Regions from separate parts of the Homo sapiens genome. Here region 1 is linked to region 2. The links are chromatin contacts, found by Hi-C or POLR2A ChIA-PET in ENCODE. All regions are on one chromosome and are shown on one strand. Each heading gives the region's core, a stretch centred on a gene start or an enhancer-like site at or near the end of the contact. The rest is flanking DNA. Distances are from core to core; before and after follow the strand shown. Region 1 has its middle 8.7 kb from the start of NDP-AS1. Region 2 holds the start of MAOB (monoamine oxidase B).

The links. A loop is a pair of places that touch in the nucleus more often than their neighbours do. ChIA-PET counts read pairs that join two places held with the same protein, here RNA polymerase II (POLR2A). Pooled maps may share reads with other maps.
Region 1: a loop to region 2 is called in a pooled map, with 2.2 times the contacts of the local background. The contact joins the enhancer-like site here to the promoter of MAOB in region 2. A Hi-C loop is called at or near these places in 1 of 168 maps with a recorded cell type or tissue (prostate gland) and 1 of 50 pooled maps. POLR2A ChIA-PET finds 5 or more read pairs at or near these places in 1 of 52 experiments (Panc1).

The regions. Positions count from the first base shown.
Region 1 is chrX:43,939,455-43,942,512 of GRCh38, forward strand. No RefSeq gene overlaps it. Among named protein-coding and RNA genes, the nearest start is that of NDP-AS1, 8.7 kb to the right of the region's middle. Within about 2 kb of position 1,522, at least 2 of the 41 ENCODE cell types and tissues checked have a DNase peak (open chromatin) inside an H3K27ac peak, as active enhancers do.
Region 2 is chrX:43,881,036-43,883,918 of GRCh38, forward strand. MAOB (monoamine oxidase B) reads right to left here and starts at 1,415. Exons shown (of 15, transcript NM_000898.5): 1 at 1,219-1,415. The coding sequence starts at 1,264.

The sequences.
Region 1 (3,058 bases), core at 272-2,771, 59 kb after region 2:
TTGCTCTGATGATATAATTATTTGGGAGACTGATACTCTGAAAACTTTTGCCTACCTGGAATGACACAGTAGGCCCCTACTGTATACTATGTGTCTGTGACTTAGGTTGTATTCCTGGAGAAGTGCATGTTGTCTGTAGCGCTTGCCTGTTTGAAAGAGGTAAAAGCGTAGTCCATGTGTATCAGAAGCTGTGTTGGCCTAAATTCACTCTGAAATTGAGCCTTATCTAAACTTGGCCATGAGTGCAGGAGTCAGGGGGGCAGGGTTGGGAAGAAGAATGGGGCAGACATCCAATAATAACCATTAGCTTGGGCCTGAGCGATTGAGGCTCCAGTCCTGCATTACTGTGTCCTAGGTTTGTGACTTTAACCTCTTTGAGCCTTTCATTTCTAAAGCAAGGCCATTATCTCTAGGGGCCCCACCAATTCTGCCATCAGTGTGGCCCTGGGTTTTGGGAAGATTATATAGATGGCCCGGTCCCTTACCTCTCTTTCATATCATTGCGGGGAGCAAAATAAAATGACCCAGGCAAGTCTTTGTTATACAATTCTTAAGCTCAGCCAACTTTCACTGAAATTATTTGGACTCAAGGCCAAGAGAAGTCTGACTTAAAATTTCCTCGGGAAGTTTTAATTTTATAGGGGCCCCGGTGTTTCGTTGGAGTCCCCAGAGTCCCTGGAAGCTCATGTGCTCCCAAAGACGTTTTAGAAATACACGCTGGTTTTATAAAAGACTTGGGTGGCATGTGGTTTTTAGAAGAAATTTACCTTTGATCCTGACCAGGTACTTTGATGTAGTCATCCAATGGGAAAGTGCCTTGTATAAGGGTCAAACCCAGGTAGGTGTGAGGAGGGAGGGTGGATGAAACAACAAGGAATCTTAAGCTTAGTAGACACAGAGATCTGTGGTCGAAGTTTACCCCTGTCCTTTACTGGCTGTGAGACTTGGGGAAAATCATACAACTTCTCTAGGCTTTGGTTTCCTTGTCTGTAAGATGTGGTTAACTAAAAAGATTTTAGGCTCAGCGGTGATTCAGGCCTGTAATCCTAGCACTTTGGGAGGTTGAGGCAGGAGGATCACTTGAGGCCAGGAGTTCAAGACCAGGCCGGGCAACATAGCGAGACTTTGTCTCTACAAAATTTAAAAAATAGCTGGGCATGGTGGTGTAGGCCTGTAGTCCCAGCTACTTGGGTGGTTGGGGAAGGAGGACCTCTTGAGCCCAGGAGTTTGAGGCCGCAGTGAGCTATGATTGCAACGTTGCATTCCAGCATGGGAAACAGAGTGAGACTGTCTACACATAAATAAATAAATCTTTAAAAAATTGTTGAGAAGATTAAATTAGTGTATCTATCCTGTCTAGCACCATCCTTGATACAAAGTAAAGATTCTATGAGGGATGTCATTGACTTCTTATCTTAAAAGCAGACACTCCTGTTTAAGGCAACACACTGCACAAAGAAAGGCTGAAGGCTCTCGCTTATGAAAACAGGCCCCAGCAATAGATTGCGAGTCTAGATTCAACAAACTCTTGCCAGTTTCCTCTGACTCACAGCCTGGGGCCTTGCCTTTGTCTTTCAAAATGTCCTCTCTGCCCACTGTTTCTGAGTATCTGCCATGGCTCTGCATTTCCCCTGCATGATCCTGCTTCTCTGCTTTCAGCACAGGTGGCTTTTGCTATCAGGGTATTTGAAGTTTTCCTTTGATGGCCCTGCAACTAAGCAACTTAATTATGGATGAGCACTCTGACTAAATGCTTGTATCTCTCTTTCTTTTTTAGTCAAATACCCCTGGCATATATCCAGGGCTTCAATGCACAAAAGCAAAGGGAAAGCTGACCCACCCACCACTGAACAACCCCCAATCCCTTCCCATCCATCTGCTGCTTGGAGCCTTTGTTAGAAGGGAAGAGGGAGGAAGAGTGAGCTAGGAGGAAATGAAAAGGAAAAATGAGACACATTTCCATAAAATATGGAATTTAATATTTTAAATTCTCAAGATGAATGATGCATTATCAGCAATGCTACTGTATGTAAAATAATAGAGCTAACTATGTTCTGATATTGGTCAAACCAGTATTTTAATGAGATTACTAGACTACTCCCATTTTTAATCACATATATAAAACATCACCCAGGCACAACCCTTGAAAAGAAGAAAAGGCAAAACAGAGAAACCCAAAAAGTAAGATATAAGATTTCTTACTGGTGAAAATAAAACGGGAACAGATTTTTCTAAAGTACCTTTACCTTGAGTACAGAGAAATATTAGAGGAGGGAAGCATGTGCTTGTGTGTGTGTGTATGTAGAAAGAATATTCATAGTACCAGAAGAGATATTCACAATCTAGCCTAAGAAACTGAGAAGTAGAAAGCGTAAGTGGTTCACTTGGAATCATGTGTTTGGTTATTGGTGGAACCAAAGGTGCATTCAGATTTCCTGACTCTGAGGGGGATTGCTGGGCAGAGCCATGTTGGCAATAAAGTCTCTGAAATGTCCAAGTAACTGTTGCTTGCTAAGTGCTAAGCTGGTTCATTCAGTTTGCAGTCCCATCCTCTTTGCTCTTGTTCTTAGACTTGCTCACCCCATTGGCCTTTTGTTCCCGGTGATTTCAGTATGCCCATGAAATCTCAGAAAGAAGCTATAGTTCCAATTGATATGCCCTGTAAGCATAAAATACACACCAGTCTTGAAAGACTTGGTATAAACAAGAATGTAAAATGTCTCATTAATAATTTTTCATATTGATTACATGTTGAAATGATCACTTTTGGGACATAGTGTATTAAGTAAAATATGCTAACACTAATTTCATCTGTTTCTCTTTATTTTTTAAAATGTGGCTAAAAGGAAATGTTAAATGATATGTATATATAGTTCATATTATATTCCTATTAGGCAGCACTGACTTATGTAATATAAAATTGTAATTTTTCCCATTTTAATTTGATATTCTACCCTTTATTCAAATTTAAGACTTGCTACGAAATTTCTGGCTGTGGATGAATGACTGCTGTTTTGGAAAAATGGGAATTAGTGTAAGAAACAAATGATTAAGATAT
Region 2 (2,883 bases), core at 165-2,664:
ATTACGCATCTATGTACCTGCAACACCAGGCACAGGGCCTGGCATGGGCGAGCTCACCAGAGCCTGCTAGACAGATGTGGTAGCCTGAGATCCCACCCAAAGGGGAGAAAGGCTGGAGCAGAGGCAGGAGGACTGGACCATGGTCAGCACCAAACATCCAATGCCTTGGTTTTTTCTCCAGCCACAGGAGAGTCAGAACAACTCTGTCCTGCCCTCCTGGCAGGGAGCAAGGCCAACCTCTACTTCCCAAAGGCCACTTGAGAACTCCTTAAGGCAAGTCTTAGACAATGCATCCACGGGTCTGGAGGTGTCCTAATTACTGCTCAAGTACTAGGCAGCGTTAGGAGGTGGGCCAAAGCATGCCCAGGGGGCCATTAAACAGGCTGTGCTGAGAGCATCATTGATTCCCATTGACCCTATCCCATAGGATCTGCCTGATCCTCCACAGAGGGTAAGTTCCACCACTACCCCCATCCCTTCTTCTGGCTTCTATTTTTCGGTGCCCTTGGTATGTACACAGCCCCGTGTGGCTGAGGGGGTAGTGTCTGTCCCCATCCTTGCCAAATATGGGCTAGGCCAGAGAGCAAAGCTGCAGCTTGGCCACCCTGCGCTAGGAGTGGGGTGGGGTGGAGTGGGGGTGCGAGAGGCATAAGAGGAAAACAGGCATTTGCCAAAAAGACACTGCAGCCTCAAGTTAGATCCGTGACAATCACAGAACCTCAAAGAATCAGGAGGGCCTGGAAAGTCTTTGGCAATCGATTGGCCAGGCTCCAACCTCTTCTGTTCAAGGTCGTTTTCCTGACGCCAGGACAACAATACGATGTGGTGCATGCTTGCTCTAAGCGAGGGTGCGGAGTGTCCAGGTCAAGTTGGAGCAAATGACTGACCTTTGTGCCACCTCCCCACCCCTTTTCCCTGGCTTCGAAAATTCCAGCAAGCGAAGGCCTAGCAGCCTTCTGGGGGAGAAGTTCAAAGTCTGGCCCCAGAGCTGCAACAGGCTTCCAGCCTCTGGCCTCTGCGTCCGGGAACGCACCCAAAATTGCCCCCAAAGGAGGGTTCAGTGCACGGCGCTCTGGACCCACTAGAGCCCTGCCCGTGCGTGGACAGTCTGGGGACTCCAGGGTCAGCCCCTGCCCCACGGCCGCCCCCCGCGTCTCCCCCAGGCAGCCACCTGTCCGAGCGCGTGAAGAGGAAGGAGGGCGCACAGCCGCGACTAACCTGAGATGCCGCCCCCCACCACGACCACGTCGCATTTGTTGCTCATGGCGCTCGCCCCGTTCCAGGCCTCCCTGGTGCCCGCTGCTCCGTTTTCTGGGCCTCGATCCCAGTCCTGCCTGCCAGCCAGCCCGCCCGCCTGCCCGCCGGCCTGCTGCGCGCTGCCCCCGTGCACCAGCGCCTCGGCGAGCCGCTATATTACCAGCCCCGGGAGCCCGGACGCGCAGCCCCGCCCGCCCGCCTACGCGCAGGCAGGCCGGGTGCAGCGCAGGGCCACCGCCCCCGCCCGCAGCTCTGCAGCCCAGGCCCGGGGAGGGCGGGTGCCTGGGCGGAGAGGTCACCTAGGACTTCAAAGAGTCCCGCCCCAGAATCCCCACTCCTCAGCCTTCTGCACGGTATTTTCCCATCAGCCTCCCTAGTGCACTATCAGGCTTGGCGGCTGGGAGGACGGCAAATTGGGGTGTCTTCCTTCAGGGCCCCAATTACTCCTTGGGTGTAGGGCAAATAATAAGAAACTTCCATTGAGTGATTTCAAGGTACCAGGCACTGTGCTCAGTACTTTATGCATGATTCCTGTTCAAGCTTACAACAATCCATTTTGCAGATGAGGAAAACAAAACATGGTGAGTGACAACATAAGATAAAAAGTCAGAAAGAAAAAAAAAGAAAAGAAAAGAAAAGAAAAGCTAGGAAGATTCCAAGACCCACTTTGATTCACCACACAGTACTACCATTTCTTGGCATTCCCAGCCCACCTCACCCTCCTTCCAAATACCCACTTCTTTCCCCACTCCCCCTACGTGATTAAGTCAGGAAGGCTCCTCCCTAGCATCACAAATGCCGCACCTTAAATACACTCTTAAGCAATGCAGTGTGTCCTTGGTGGAAGCTGTTGAGGCTAGACCCCAGGAGACTAGTGGCAGCAGGGAAGAGGTGGTGGATCGGCATTGTGGGATTCAGAGCCCCCAGAAGCAGCAAGCCAAGTTACCTGTGTGACCCTGGAACGTGGGTATGAGGAGCCTGGTTTAGCCAAACACAGGGATGATTCAACAAGATTATAGGAGTTTAAGCTAAGGTGACTCCAGGGAAAACAGAAGTTTATGTCTTCTGGACAGTAGGAAAGCCACCTCTGAGAACTAAAAGTGGGAAGCAGCAACATAGAATGGCTTTTCAAGAAATAAACAGGTGAAGTGCTTCTGTTCAGGCCTGAGAGGGGCTGGCTTCAGATCTGGGGAATTTGATGAGAACCTGAAGCAAACCTCTGCCTCATCCCACACCATTCCCTGTATCTACCTGCTAGAAAGGTATCCTGAGCTTCTGCTGTCCTCAGACCAGAAGACAATTTGGGCACTTCTGTGACTGAGTCACAGGTGACAGGAAAAGTCTTTGTCCACCTCTGACTTCCATCTGTCCTGCTTTGGTATAAAACAGTCAGACCCTGTGCCTGAACCCCGATCCCTACCTCATGTCCCCACTGCAGAGAATGAAGCTACCTCACCCTGCAGACAGTTTGTGCTGACCTCCTCCTTGCCATCCCCTATCTGGTCCACTTCTGTTCACAGGTCCCTGAAGCTGTGGGCTTCTTGGCTGTGGATACTCTTGTCTCCCCACCTAGCCTGCAAGTGAATTACGTGCCAGGTGAGGTAGGATGAATGGAGAGGATCTGCT